Regions from separate parts of the Homo sapiens genome. Here region 2 is linked to region 1. Evidence: chromatin loops called from intact Hi-C (ENCODE). Cell type or tissue: chondrocyte. All regions are shown on one strand.

Region 1 (8,000 bases):
CCTGATCTTGTCAGTGGATAATGGGTTCCAAAAAGCAAGAATCTGAAATTCTTTTTTTTTTAAATACTGATCGGCCACATGAAAATTCGTTTCACTGATTAAATAGGAGGAGCCCAGATATAGATTTTCCTTTCTGAGGTACTAATTTCTCAAGCAAGGGAAGAAATCAATGTGTTTTTGCAATGCTACAGATGGAAAATCTCAGGTAAATCAGAAAACGAAGGCAACTTGTTTAGAGAAAGTGGTCCTGAAAGTTTCTATCGGTGAGTTTTCCCATCTGTAAAATAATCTATAGTTTTATTGTGAAATTTGAGTGGCATAATGAATGGGAGAAAAATATATTTATATGAACAATAGGTAAGAGAAATAAAATAGCCCAGATTCACCAATGGTGGAGTTAGAAGATATTTATTCTTCATCCCTGTCCCACCTGAATGCTTCTCAGCTGAGTAACTGAGCTTCCTGATTTGGTTGATTGTTCATGATGTGCTTCAAGTTCCTGAAACAGGAAGGAATTGTCCCTGTGAAAGCTCAGCTGGTTAGTTAACACAGGGTGAGAAAAGGAGAATTGAGGAACCCTGAATTTAAAAAAAGAAAGAAAGGAAATTCATATTATTATGAGCAAATGGATAACAGCAAGTGGATTTCTGAATGCTGCCTATCTGTAGGAATAAGTTTATTGTGCTTTGTTGTTATTGATGATTTTGTAAGGAAAATAATATTATAGTGCCAGAGGTACTCAGGAATTCCTCATGAATCTACAGACCAATAAAATAATTAAATAATCTGCTCCTTGTGTCTCTGAGTAATTAAACTAAAGGGTGCCAAAATATTTTATTTACCATTACACTTTGACAGAAGCAATCATCAGCATATAGCTTCCTGTATATAAACTGGCTTTGTGGTTCCTTTGGGAAGCAATAGATTTAAGTCGGTTTAGTGACTGTGTATTTACTACCTTGATCATAAGTAATGAACTCAATCCACTTAAAGTTTTACAACAGTAATTTGCATATTTGCCTTAAGATGGTAGTTTTTCTACTTCTATAAAGTTGACTGTTATTTGGACACTTTTATTTAACTCATTAAAATTTCTTTAAGATATCAACTTTGGCAGTATTTACGCAGAAAGGATAGTAAGTGTATAAGATATATATACACTATAAAAAGTGTACAATTTTTTCTGTTTCAAGGTAAAGTGTTTTAATAATGGCCACTGTCATTTATTAATTACTACAATTTATTAGGTATAACATGTCAGGCACTGGGGGAGATGCTTTTAACACATGCTCTCTACTTACAACAAACCTTGAAGATAGATACTATATAATTTTTTTTTTTTTTTTTTTTTTGAGAGGGAGTCTCTCTCTGTCACCCAGGCTGGAGTGCAGTGGCACCAGCTTGGCTCACTGCAACCTCCGCCTCCCAGGTTCAAGCGATTCTCCTGCCTCAGCCTCTCGAGTAGCTGGGACTACTGGCGCTTGCCACCACGCCCGGTTCATTTTTGTATTTTTAGTAGAGACAGGTTTCAACATTATGGCCAGGCTGGTCTCGAACTCCTGACCTCGTGATCCGCCCGCCTCGGCCTCCCAAAGTACTGGGATTACAGGTGTGAGCCACCGCGCCAGGCTGAAGGTAGGTACTATTACATCCATTATACAGAAGAGAAACAGAAGCCCACAGACTTTGCAACCCCCTCTGCGCCCCTCTACTATTAAGAAGGTGAGTCTTTCTGCAGTATTTCCTTTCTCTATCCCCACCAGCTATGGGTCTCTATCAGGTTGTTTGTTTCTGTTTTGTTTTGGTCACTTTTAACCACACTGTATGTATTTCACATTTATAAAATATAATTTTTCTTTTTTTTTTTTTTTTTTTTTTTTTTTTTTTTGAGACGGAGTCTCGCTCTGTCGCCCAGGCCGGACTGCGGACTGCAGTGGCGCAATCTCGGCTCACTGCAAGCTCCGCTTCCCGGGTTCACGCCATTCTCCTGCCTCAGCCTCCCGAGTAGCTGGGACTACAGGCGCCTGCCACCGCGCCCGGCTAATTTTTTGTATTTTTAGTAGAGACGGGGTTTCACCTTGTTAGCCAGGATGGTCTCGATCTCCTGACCTCATGATCCACCCGCCTCGGCCTCCCAAAGTGCTGGGATTACAGGCGTGAGCCACCGCGCCCGGCCATAATTTTTCTTTTTTTAAAAAATATCTGTGTAACACATTGTTCATTCAGGCAGTTCCGCAGAATTCCATGTGTCAGACATAATTAATACAATTGGGGAAATACTGAGTAAGCGTTTTCGGCCCACACTTTTGTTTGAACACAGTGCATTATACCCACTCGATTTTAGTTTAATTCCCGTGCTGTTTTACATTTCTGTAAACTCTTTGAGGGAGTTCTGGGCGCCCACTGTCTAGCTCAGAGTTCCAGGCTAAGGTAGGCACTAATGAATGCTGAATGAATTGGGTAGCCAGTTAATTGCTTTTTCCCCCCTAAAAAAAAAGTCTAAATTACTTGAATAAAAGTATTTGCGGATTTTTAAATAATACATTTAATGGCAGATCTCTGTCTCCAAAACGTGTGTCCTTCTAGCGACTGAGGGTGTGGGGTGGGGTGAGGGGTGACTAACCAGTCCCCCTGAGATGGGCCCAACCTTAGCAATATTATCCATCTACCTGGGATTCCCCTACACCTGAACAGCTCTTTGGGTCCGCGAGAGAACCAGCGGGGTGGGGCACCCAATGCCAGGAGTGCGCGCGGAGAGACACGCTGAAGTTCACAGGAGAGTATTTACCAGCAAACAAAGGGCGGCGCGGTTTGGGGTCCTAGGACCAGCTGCCGCCGTCTCGAGAAAACGCAAGGGCCGCGGTGACAAGTGGACATTCCGCACGCGACCAGACCGACACTCGATGGGCACCTCCCCGCGGCCCCGCCCGCAGGCTCCAGCTGCCCAGCTCGCAGCCGCCCACTGGCTCCGGAGGCTGCTTCAACCACTTGTCCCGCCGGCTTCTACCCCAAGAACTTTCCGTCCCTCTTGGGGTTGGGGACCGGCAGTGTGGAGGGGCGGGCAGGTGGGGGTCTCCAGGGAGCACCGTCACCGGACTTGGCGAGCTACCCTTCCCAAATGAAAGGTGGCCCGCTCCCAAGTCCATCCCATATCCTTAGAGAAGCTCTGGGAGCGAGGGCCAGGCGGCAGTGCGGAGCCTGGTTGAGCGAGATGAACAAAGGGAGCTAGCGAGCCGGGGAGGATGCTGCGCTCCCCTGCGCCCCACCCAGCCGGCTGCCAGGCGCTGCCAGGCGCGCAGGTAGCCCGGCCTTCCGCGCTGGCGGGGGGAGGTGTTGGACAGGGTACACAAAGACTCACTTCCGCCGGGGCAGGCGCCGGGACTCCCTCCTGGCCGCCCACAGCCTGTGCGCATTCCTGCATTCCTGCCGCCGCCCGGGACCCGAGTGCCCCGGAGGTGTCCAGGCGCGGTGCCAGGCGGGTACTGTGCAGGTAACCTTCGGAAGAACTAGGGCTGGATGGAGGCGGCGGCCGGGGAGAAACACGCCTTTTTAGGCAGCCGTGCTGCCCCGCACCGCCCCACGCAGCCCAAGTCTGCAGTCACTCTCCGCGACAAGCAGAAATCCGCGCGCAGCCAGGGAGCGCCCCGCCTGCGCTCGCCGGCGGGCCGAGCTGCCGGGCCGGGGGCGCGGGGAGGGGGCAGCCCAACTTCCCAGTGCCCGGCTCCCGCCAGCTAGGTGAGCCTGGAGCGGGAAGGATGAAAGGGATCGCGGAGAGGGAGGGGGCTCTGGGGCGAGCGGAGCTCGGGGGCGGGGCGCGGCGCAGCCTCGGTGCGTGGGCCGGGAACCGCCGCCTCTCCCCGGGGCTCGGGGCCGCGGTTCCTCTGGCCGCGGGAGCCGCCGCCGCGCTGCCCGAAACAATGAGGCGTGCAGCGCGGGGCTGAGCGTAGCCTCCCGCCGGCTTTGAGGCCGAGCCACCCGCTGTGCCCCGCCGCCCGCGCTTGCAGCTGCCGCCGGCGCGGAGCAGCGCTGGCCCCGGAGAGGTGATCCCGCAGGCCGCCTGGGACGGGAGCGCGGGGCAGCTCCGAGACCCCACGGTGGCAGGAGGAGGACTCGAGCCTGCGGCAGGACGACTCCCGCCGCGCACTCGCCTTCTGCAGCCCCCAAGTTCCGCGGCGTGAGTCGGGGACCCCGGCCAGGGTCCCAGCTCTAGCGGGCGCCAGCGTGAGTGTGGGAGCGCGTAGCGCGCGCACCCGAGCGGCTGCCGGGGAATAAAATGTGACACGCACGCCTTGGACTCCAGTGCCGCGCTGCCAGGGGGAGCACCGAGCACCACGGTGTCGTGCGCTTCGAGGCGCGGCGTGGGAAGAAGGCTGGTAAGGGAGGGCACTGGGTAAGGGTTGGCGACGCCTTTCTTGGTGGCGCTGCAGCCTCCGCGCTGCTGTGCGCGGAGTTACACTCCGTGTTTAGGAGCGAGACCCGTGTGTGGGGAATGTTGAAGGTGGTTTGGGGAAAAGCAGGAAATTCTGGAGAAGCGAACGGGAGGACGGCTTGCGCTTTGGGGACGGGCGGATACAGTTGTGCCCCTGTGGCTCAGTAAAGGTGATCTTTTATTTTGGCTCTTTTGGCTCTGGAAGGGAGTGAAGATTTTTGTCTTTCTTCAGCCAACCCCCGTACAAAACTGCACTTCTTAAAGGTTAAAGTGTGTTCTGTTCATTTCTGGTTCTCTGTGGCTATAATGTTTGGGGTAGTAGGGATCTTTAGAATCCTAAATACCCGAGTGTTAATTCTTATGTAGTTGGCAGGCGGCAAACTCCGCTTTTGGGTTTACTTTCCGCGGTGTTACGGAGTGGATATTTGATGCATTCTTTTGAGTAGGGAGTGTGACGTCCATCTCATTCGGATTTGCCGGTTCTGTGTTGGGGGACTGAGTGAAGTTAAACTCAATGGCTCCCGCAAGTGCTGCCTTCCAAAGAGCTGAATAGCTGTGTTTGGAGAAGCTGTGCTTTCCAGGAATTTAAATGAGACTTTTTGTGATTGCCTTCCAGGTCTCTCCTCCTAGTACCATATTTGTTTTGTCAGGCTGAACTTTCAAAGCTGTTTTGTAATCTGAGAAGCACTTTTGGGGGGAAAGTAATGCTTGGCTGGATTTTTGTGAACTTATTTTTATTGGACATGCGAAAAATTTGGCGAGAGGCAAACCATATTTGGTTGAAATCATTGTCTTTTGCACCACTGCCGTTCTGACCATAAAGGGGCATGCTGACCCTCCTCGCCGAGGACTGCCTGCTTGGGTGAGGGGGGTCTTTGGTGGGCTGGAAGCACATTTTGTATTTAGAGAACTTTCTGCACACTTGAAAAACCCCATGCTGGTTACTTTGATGCTTCCCTTTTTTGAAATTCTGATCAACATTTTTTGCCAACTTGAAATATAATTTATGACCAAGGAAGAATTCCAATAAAGTGAAGTGCTATATATATATGATGTATATGTATATACATACACATATGTATATATGTGTGTGTGTGTATGTATATATATATATATATATATATATATATGCGCTGCAAATTTAGGGTTAAAACTTTTTTTAAAAGGAAAACTGATGTGTGGCCTTGAACCTGTTTTTACCCACTCTCCTTCCCCCATTATTTTTCTGGAACTGACAACCAAAATTTTTATATACCACTTGAGGAATTTTGTACTAATGCATTAAAAGAAACTGTTGGCAAAGGTGAATGGATATTGTGCTCAAAACTGATGAAAGTCTAAAATAATAGGTGAAGTGCCTTGAATTTTACTGCAAAGTTAAAAAGGCACTCTATCCAATTTTTGCCGCAATAGATACAAATGGTAGCATCTTACATTTTTGCTTGGTGCTGTGAAAGCTTCTGGAGTTTTGAGTTAAATGTCTTGTAGAGATTGTGATAGGAGTCACTGCTTTATATGGAGTACTGAGCTCCACAGTTTAGAGAGGCTTTGGATGGATACTCCTGGAAAGAGTGAGGTCAGAGCAAGGACCAACATTTGGTGAGTTTGCTATGTGGTGCACAGGATCTAGGAAGCAAGGATACAAAATTCAGGATTTTTAGACTAGAGGATTCAAAGTTGAGACAATTTAACATTTGAAAATATGTGAATGATTTATTATGCAGAAGAGGGCAGTTATCTGTGTTGAGTTTCTGATGAGGATAATTAAGAGGGAAAAGGTTTACTCTGTGGGGTGAAGACATAAGTTGAGTCTAGGGAGTTGTGGCCAATCCAGCCAGCAAAGATTAAATAGCGAAGGGACTGCTGAAAAAATTCCTGTACGTGCTTGTTTCTGGAGGTTCCACCCCCCCACCCCCGAGTTTCTCTTCTTTCTGAGATGATTTCAGTGTGTGAGGCTCTGGTCTATTGCTTATACTGATACTGACTGAAATTTTACCCTCCAGGTTTAGAATTTATCCAAGCATTTCTCAAATGATTAAATCTTTTCTGAAAGACAAACTGATTTCTAGGCTTCTGCCACTCCTTCTTAGGTAAATAAATGATAGGTTCCTTTCCAAAAACTTGGAGATATTTGTCCTCTGGGAAGCTCTTAATTAGTTTGCAGATTGCTACCTCATGGGTGAGACTTTGAATAAAAATATCTTATGCATGATAATAAGGACAGTCTTTGTTAATGCATTTGCTCTTTAAATGTATTGTGTTATTCCTGATTGATTGAGTTTTTTCTTTTCCTGGATTTTCTGTAATATGATCTTAAAATTTAATTGCTTAAATTAAATTAAGTACTTAATTCAGCATGCATAAATGTCTAAGGGAATCAGATAGTACCCTCATGGCAGGTGTATGTTAAGCTTTGATTTTCTAAGCATTGAAATCTGAAATCTCATCCCTTAAAAAAAATGGGATGAAATTCCCAAATGACTATAAAAGTAACAATTGCATATAATTATATACTAATTTTGGAAAGTGGAAGGGAAACACAGATGCATATTTGCACAGAAATTTTCAATGTTCTTACACCAATTTTTGATATCAATGCCAAACACTGAATGGGCTGTAGATGACCAGCCACTGTTAGTGGATTACCACATTTTCAGTTTAATATACCTACCATTTTTCCGAAAGCTCTCCTTCCAACTTTTGAGAAATTTCTTTCTAAATGTTATTAAGTACACAATGCGAAGATATCAGTGTTAGAGAAACACGGATTTATTATGCCCCTTACAAAATTTGAAATTTACCCTTGCTTGGTCCCAGCCACCTCCCACCCCTCCCATTGAATTGATAGGGGAACAGTTGCAATTCAAAATACTTGGCATCTACCTAGTCCACAGGTGAAATACATTTAAAGGGGATGAAGTATGACCTGGGCAGTCCTAAGGCTTTGCAGGAGTTGGTGATCTGGTCCAGCTCCAGCATTGGTCCTAGCCCTGGTGAAAGCAGGGTCCCAGCAGTTGTGACTATTATCTTCACTTTGCCACCTGCAGGTTCCTGATTATCCCACAGTACCCAGGGCCTACTGGTTGGTTGGGAGAATTGTTCTGTGTATGGAAATGACATCAGAGGCATGCTGCCCACTGCGGAGGACTTCTATCTGGACGGAACTGTTCTGTGCCATCCTGGCTTCTGCTGCCCTCTGTGGTCTTGTCTAGGGAAGAAGTCCAAATTGAAGGCATGCAGTGGCTTTACAAAGCTAGAAGCATGTGAAGGCTAGGTTTGTAGTTTTGCACTGGACTTTCTTAGAGAGCAAAGGAAAGCTATTGGCCAGTGCTTCTGCAGCGACCAGCACTGGAGAAAGACAGCCTTATCAGAGCTCAGTTTCCAAGGCTGGAAAAGGAAGGCTTATATTAAATCCTTTCCCACATGTCTTCTGGTGTGAGATTCCACAAAACTGATAATTGTAAGTTGTGGCATACTTAAAAGCTAATTCCTGTGCAGCCTCAGGAGATGGTAGTAATTCAAAGAATAATAATAGTAACTAATTTGCACTTATGATGTACTACATCCTGCC
Region 2 (8,000 bases), 250 kb after region 1:
TCCAGGCTCTCCTTCCTTCCCCTCTGTGTGTTTCTCCATCACTGAACTTCTCAGAACCTTAGTGTCCATCTTGGCTTATGCCTGCTATCTTGACCTATGGCCATATTTTTGGTTTTGAACCACTTGCCTCAACTGAGTCCTTGCTGTACCTTCAGGACCCTCCTTTAGAATTCTCACCCTGGTTCCATACATCAACATGGTTAAGCAGCCCACCTTGTACCCCAGGATATTATGAAGAAGGCCTTGTGTCCATCTGAACAAACCCTGTTGGGGAGGGACATTGATATCACTTATATAATAAGAACAATACAATTATCTCCCCCAACCCATTCCCCACACACTAATTTTACATTGATTTAAGTTATCATTTGATTTGCAATTGTCTTTGCCCTAGGTCTGTCGGCTCCATGAAGAGTGCAACTTTTTGCCCACCAGCGTATCCCTAGTACCTGCTGTGTAGCATAGCCTCAATTGAATATTAGTCCTCAAATTCACTTCCGTCTTGTTTTACATGCCAGTAAAACACTGATTATTTCTAACAGGCTCATCCAGAATGACAACCCATATTGTGTTCAAGTAATTAGGTAATAGTAGTATACAATCTTTAGTTTGTGTAATTTCCTTAGAAAGATCATTGAAGTCCTCTACAATAGCCCACGCATAGCTTTCTTTTCTCTGGACATAATGATACAAAAAAGCAAAGGGTAAAAACTCTGTATCTTTCTACTGCAGGGCTTTCTCAGTGCTAACCTGCGGCCCAGACATCCTATTCTCACCTAACAATTTTAACCTATACAAGAGGGCTCTGGATCCCATAACAAGGAAGCTCTTTCTAAGCCAGATTTTCTCAGCCACAGCCCTGTTGACATTTTGGACTGAATAGTTATTTGTGGCAGGGGCTTTCGTGTGTTGTAGGATGTTTAGTGGCATACCTGGACTCTCCCCACTGGATGTCAGTGGTAGCCCTTCTCCCAGGTGTGACAATCAAAAAATGTTTCCAGGTGTTGTCAGATGTCCCGAGTGGGGCAGGGGACAAAGCTGAGAACCACTGCTCCGACCCAGGAACACTGATGGGATCCCATGGCTAGCACGTGCTGGGTGGTCAATAAGGCCTTTACTTGGAAGGACTTCTAGGAGAGCAGTTGGCTTTCAGCTTTCATCATCATCATCATCATTCACCTTGGTTACCGTCCCCAGAGATCCTTCCATAACAAGGGATCTCATCTTCCCATTCGCCTGCTTGGGAAGATTGTGCTGCTTCTTGTCACACTCACAAGAAAGAACCTTCTCAACTCAAGGTTTCATTATTTCAAAGCGTATACTTTGGGGAGAAGAAAGACGTTATTCTATCTAAGAGACATTTTTGCATACAAGGAAAATTACCTAGGGCGTTGTTTTCTCAAGTGAAGGTGAATCGTTGAAAGGAAGAGAAGGGATGAGACCAATGATTTAGAGAGAGTGGATGTTTTCTCCTGTTTAGCAGTGAAGAACACAGATTTATCTCTTCCACAGATACTAGTTCCAAGAAACATCAATTTAGTGGACTATATATATTATATGTATAATATCTGTAACATGATATATGTATTATATAACATGTATTCTAATATATATGACAATAAAGTTTAATCATTTCAACAACTTATAGAAGAATGTTTATCATAGGGCATGCTAGCGTCACTTCTATTTTTGCCTGTTGAATTAGACAAACGAAAATTATCCAAAAACTTTAAAAATCTAAAAATTAAATAAGGTTAGGAAATCAAATCAAAACCAAACTTCCATATCCATATTTATTTGTCTTAAGAATTTCTAAACCTCTAAGTGAGGGCAGTTTTAAAACTGTTGATCACAAGATCAAGTCACTTGTTGAGGCCATTGTTTTATAGATGAGGGTTTTTATTTGTTTTTGCTTTTTATTTGTCGGGGAACAGTTCATGGGTTTTTTTTTAAAAGGGCAGTGACTTATTTTGAATGTGGAACAACTTATGAATTTGCTATGAAAATGGCTATGAGTAGAAAATATATACATACATTAAATTAAAATAAATAGTTATAAATCTTACTTTGGCCAGTAATTCAGGTTGGATGATGGTAGGGTTGTTTTGGTCAACCTTCAGTACAAAGGGAAGACTATGGGAAAAGCTACTATGTTTCAAGCACTGTGCTTGATTTTTTTTTAAAGCTGTCACTTATTGAGTCTTCACAATTCCAAGAGACAGAAGGCACAATTTTTAAATTTTACAGATGAGAAAGTCAAGACCCTGAAACATTGACTCCCTAGCTACGGAGCTAGGATAAGCCAAACAGTTCAGCTCCAGAGTTGCTGGCCCAACTGTGATATTAAACCACCTTCTGCGGCTCTCTGAGACACTGGCTGGGTGTGTGTTTTATCAGTAAGTGAGGATTTGTGACATTAATGACAGGCAGAGTAAATAAGACTAGCACCATATTATTCATTCTTCCTCCTGCCACCACTTGTCCATTGTCAATATAACAGTATTTGGAGAAAACCAATCTCAGATAATTGAACATACAAACAATCTTTCCTCTAAATTGATAGTTTCTAGAGCCAGTAGCTGTGAAAGAGATGAATCTATACTTTCACTGTCATCCAGGAGATAACACACACTCTCTAAATCCTTGGTCTTGTGTACTTACTTCCCTTTCTTTCAAGAGTTCACCTTCACTTGAGAAAACCATGCATTGGGCAATTTGCCTTTTTGCAAAGAGTTATCTCTCTGTGAGATTAACTTCTCTTTTCTCCCAAAAGTATATGATTATAATGACCCAAAATGACCTTTGCTTTTTAGAATAGACTTTTTTTTTTTTCTCTGAAAACAGATATACTTTAAAAAGATTAATGCTGGCTTCTGCACTCTCTTCTGTGGAGAATAAAAAAATCTGTCCATTCTCTAAATATTTTCAGGGTAGATTCTAAATTCCCTTTAAAGGAGAAATTCAAATTCCCTTATTACCATAAGAGAGATTTTATTTTACGTAGCTATTGGGATATTTACCTCTAACAACAAAAATAATCCAATTTCTCTGAACTTAGGGATTAAGATTTCCTGTCACATTTCCAACAATGAACAAATCCTAGGAAATATGATTCCAAAATAAGCTACAATTTAAAACGTAATAATTATTTTAAGTAGTATCTCACCCATCATTTCTCTCTTCTAAAAGGAAAACTGATTTTAAAAAGATGCAACATTGCCACCTAGTGCTCTGCATACAAAGTATGAAATCATTATTAGAAAGATGCCAGTAGAAGAAATTTCACCTTTAATCCTACACTAACCAGAGTACAGTGAATACATCAGTGCATAAATAGGAAAAATTTCACCACATAGCAACTTTGTCCCATAGTGCCTATAGCATAAAGGTGTAGGTAGGATTTAATAAACTGATAAATTTAAGTCGTTCCATACTATGTATGGAATGTTTACAGATATGTCTGCAAATTTTAAAATGTACTTATTCTTTCCCAACTTCAATTTCTACTTATATTCCTTCCACAAATAGTTCATCCTGCCTATGACCACCAGGTAGAATACAAAATTATGCAGTTGGGAATTACAAAAATCTTTAAAAAGCACTCATCCAGTTTATGCTTTTTATAGAGGAGGCTGCTGAGCCCCAGAGAGATGAAGTAGCAACCAATCCATACCTCCAGGGAATGGCAGAATTGGGACCCGAAGCCGTCTCAAGAGTGCCTGTTTAAAGAACTTTCATGTGCTCCCCTACATGCCATTTTTATCATGGCTGACCAATGTCTTGCGGAGTCAACTGTAAATTCCATCACCTAGCTTCCAACGCCCATACCCTCAACCTTCATACTTCATAGATTCAAAAAACTGCAGAAGACGAACAGGGGCATACGTGGCAGAAGCCATGGGTTCAAGACATTAGGGAGTGACAGGGACTCTGTTTAACTGATGTGACCTACCTAAAGCATTTGTCACAGTGTTTGCCATTTACTTTTAACTACTTCAATACAGTTAGTGTAATATTAGGTGTGTTCACTCAAGCTAACAAGTTGCTGAAGATAAAAATGTGTAGATCCAGGACAACCCACCAGTTTCCTGATTGGCAGCACAGTGGCTGCTATAAGAACTCCTGTTATTCACATCACAGCCAACACTTGAAACTTTTTTTTTTTTTTTTTGAGACAGAGTCTCACTATGCTGCCCAGGCTGGAGTGCAGTGACACAATCTCAGCTCACTGCAACCCCCACCACCCAGGTTCAAGCAATTCTCCTGCCTCAGCCTCCCAAGTAGCTGGGACTACAGGCGCATGCCACCATGCCCAGCTAATTTTTGTATTTTTAGTAGAGACAGGGTTTCACCATGTTGGCCAGGCTGGTCTCAAACTCCTGACCTCGTGACCCACCCACCTCAGCCTCCCGAAGTGCTAGGATTACAGGCATGAGCCACCATGCCCGGCCCACTTGAATCTTTTCTAATGATCCTACTGAGTATCAGGGAGAGGTTTTCATCGGAGAAGACAGTGACCTGTCATAGCATGATGGAAGTTAGAAATAGGCTGTCATTGGGAAAGATAAATGTACTCAAGATATGTGGATTGACTGAAATAAACTAGGCGCTGCCTGTCTTTGCATCCATGGAGTATATCCAGAGAGACTTGTATCTGTTACATCCACTTTGTCCCTAAGGAACCCTTGTTCAGCCATCAGTTCCCTGATGCCAGCTATAAGGCTGGAGAATCCTGCTCTGTAATGTTGTTGTGCTAACCTAGAGTTGTGGACAAATCCTTCCTGCAAGTGGTGGCCTGAGCTCCAAAAAGACGGAATCCACAGGCTTCATTGAGCCTGTAAGACAGGCCATGTGGTTGTTCAGTTAATGCAGGTATGAGAGACTGATTTTTTCTGAGGTTTGCTCTTGTTAACGCTTGGTAGTAAAGCGAGTATGAAGCTTTAAGGGAGAAACTAACTCTCCTTACCCAGCCCAAACTTCTTCGTGACGACTATACAGTCCAGAAAGAAGGGATTAAGAATTGTCAATGACCAGGTTGGCTTAGGTCCTTTCCAGGCAGAATTCAAAATTATATTAAAAACATTGTGCCACTGCAGCAGATTGCATCCGTGAAGCAAACACTTTAGTGCTATTTAAGCATATGCAGGGCCAGCTACACAATTGGTAGGGCCCAGTGCAAAATAAAAATGTGAGTCCCCTTGTCCAAAAGTCATTAAGAATTTCAACATATAGCAGCAGCACATCAGTCAAGTGTCAGGCCCTTCTGAGAATAGGGCCCCATGCAACTCTAGGGGTGACATGCCCATGAAGCCAATCCTGACCACATGGAATACTTCTCCACCCCCACCCTAAACCTAACTCTCTAGGCCAACCTCACATTTTCCCATTTGTTTATTCAACAAACTCTTTTTGAAGACCAAGCTCTTTGGTACCCTGGGGATGCACAGCTGAAAGACACTGCCTCAGAGAGACTTCATTCTACATTCTGTGTGAATCTCTATGGCCACACCCATGCCTCTTCCTGGGACCTCCCACAGCATTATCATCAGTGAGATAGGTCTGAGCATTTTATTGTATTATTGCTGCTTATCTCCATTCAATGTCTAATTTCCCCAACTGGATCATAAACCCCTTGAAGCCAAAGAGTATGAAACATTATTTCTTTGCACTCTCTGTGGAGTCTACATTGAGCTACACATCTGAGGAATGTTTAGTAAATGATCCCCCAATTGGACAGGTAGAAACTGATAATACATCTCTTCAGACCTAACGAAGTCAGTTTAATATTTTTCTCACTTGAGCAACGGCATCTGCCTTCTGTTTTGCCCACGATTTCTGTTTTGCCACATGATTAAATTTATTTCCCTAGACAAGCAATCAATAAAAATGTATTATGTACCTACTATATGCCAGATATTGCACTATGTATTGAGAATACTATGTTAAACAAAACAGAGTCACTGCTCTCATGGAGCTTGCAGTTTAACCTTAAGCTCAGAACTTTGGCCAACAACTCTGTGAAGGTACGAGTCTTTTCACAGGTTTAAATATCAATACACCTTTTTCTACTTCCAAATTAATTTGATTCATAATAAATGCTGAGAGGAAATATGAGTTTATTGTCAGAATTCCTGCTTTGTCTTTCTTCAACTGCACTCTATAAATCCAATGTTAATTCTTTTTAAGATTTACTATCTCTTTGATACCAACATCTCAAGTCACTTCTGAAATAAAAGAGGGGATTAAATGTATACATACGTTAAGAACACTTGTAAAAGTGTGTACTAGTTTGCTAGCGCTTCCATAACAAAGTACCACAGAGTGAATGACTTAAACAAGAAAGATTTATTAGCTCAGTTCCGAAGGCAAGATGTCTGAGATCAAGGTGTCAGCCGGGTTGGTTCCTTCTGAGGGCTGTGAGGAAGACACTGTTCCATTATCTCTTTACTAGCTCTTGGTGGTTTGCTGGCAATCTTTGGCATTTCTGGGCTTGTAGATGCATCACTTCAATCTCTGCCTTCCTCCCTGTGTGTGGTCTGTGTCCAAATTTCCTGTTTCTATAAGGATGCTGGTGATATTGGATTAGGGCCCACCCTATCCAGTTTGTCCTCATCTTAACTGATTACATCTGCAATGACTCTGTTTCCAAATAAACTTCCATCCTGAGATATAAGGGACTAGGACTTCAACATATGAATATTGGTGGGACACAACTCAACCCATAACATGTAGTGAGATTGACATGCTAAAGAACAGACTGCAAGAGGGAAGGGAGACACGTGATGATGGGTAGGAGAGTCCTTTGGAATGAGGACGTAGTCCCTGATATAAGAAATTACTCATCTGAGTGAGATATTACGATTCCATATGAGAACCCAAGACAAAGAAAAGGAAGATGAGGGAGGAGGAAGAAGGGGAGAAATTTAAAGAAGGGGGAAGACAGAAAAAGAAGAGGAAGGGGAGGAAGAATCTGGATTAAAATTATAATTGAGCAGAAAAGAGACATTTCTCTTCAGGAGTAGGAGAGGTCAAAGTGAAAATCTGAAATGCACTCCACCAAAATTCTGGTTAGGTAACAGATATGTGTATATTTACACACAGAGGCAACTCATAGTTGTGTAATAACTGATGAACAATTAGCTTCATAGAGCACCTTGGGCCATGTAAAGAAGTTCCTAAGCCAAGTCAAGGCCAATGAAATATGTGGTCAAGATCCACCGGGCATCCACAGCTCCACCCCATTCTTCTGGGACATATTTACATACTTTTTACTTGTATTGTTTTTATTCTTTCACCAAGAAAATAATATTGTAACTATAGCATTCTACTAAATACCACATTTTTTCATGAAAACCCACACATACCTTTCCAGAGATGTTTGACCATATCTTCTTAGGTGCAAGAAATAAAATGCACCCTCACCTTCTCTCCACCCCAACACCTTAATAGAATGTCTGACTGCTATTCAGTCAGTTCAGTCGGCTCACTCAAATATTACCTTCAAGAATCAGTGTGATGCACACCTTTTAACTAGGTTTTACTGGCTTTTAATGTCTTCAAGAGGGCTGGCTATCCCTGGCCTAGCTAGGGGAATTAGATACAGAAACAAATCATTTTTTTCCCAAAAAGCATAGTGTTACATTATGTAGGAAAAGGCAGCATTATATGATATTTACACTCTATTTTGCATGGGCTTCCCCTAGAAATTCATCTTAAATGTAAACAAATAATATTCTGTTTGCCTAAAGCCACAGTCAAGGCCAGAATCAAACCAATCCCAGAACTCACTTCTTCCATGCCTCCTCTCTCACCTATATTATCTCATCACCCACAATCTTTATAGGGGCTTCCCTCTCCGTGTCATTCACCTGGAACTTACTTACCATCTTGTGTTGCTATGTTTTCCTGTGTGAATGATTTATATCCAAACCAGCCTTTGAAGCCTTGAAGGCAAGGTTCATGTCTTCAATGAGATCTATGGGATCAACCTTCCCAAAGCA

What was found. A loop is a pair of places that touch in the nucleus more often than their neighbours do. Peaks named below come from ENCODE experiments on the same cell type or tissue, not always from the same donor. Only the 100,000 strongest peaks of a DNase experiment are listed, where the experiment ranks them.
Region 2: it touches region 1 in a loop (5-fold over the local background); 8 of 110 quality-filtered maps call a loop at or near these places.

Annotation. Positions count from the first base shown.
Region 1 is chr2:106,882,466-106,890,465 of GRCh38, reverse strand. It overlaps ST6GAL2 (ST6 beta-galactoside alpha-2,6-sialyltransferase 2), which reads left to right and starts at 4,299. Exons shown (of 6, transcript NM_001142351.2): 1 at 4,299-4,373. LOC124907864 (a long non-coding RNA gene) reads right to left here and starts at 3,933. Exons shown (of 2, transcript XR_007087169.1): 1 at 3,359-3,933. In chondrocyte, CTCF peaks have their summits at 2,980, 3,180, 4,386 and 7,607; DNase peaks (open chromatin) are centred at 3,085, 3,385 and 4,125.
Region 2 is chr2:106,633,456-106,641,455 of GRCh38, reverse strand. No RefSeq gene overlaps it. Among named protein-coding and RNA genes, the nearest start is that of CD8B2, 150 kb to the right of the region's middle. In chondrocyte, a CTCF peak has its summit at 3,216 (motif pointing left); no DNase peak of the experiment used is centred here.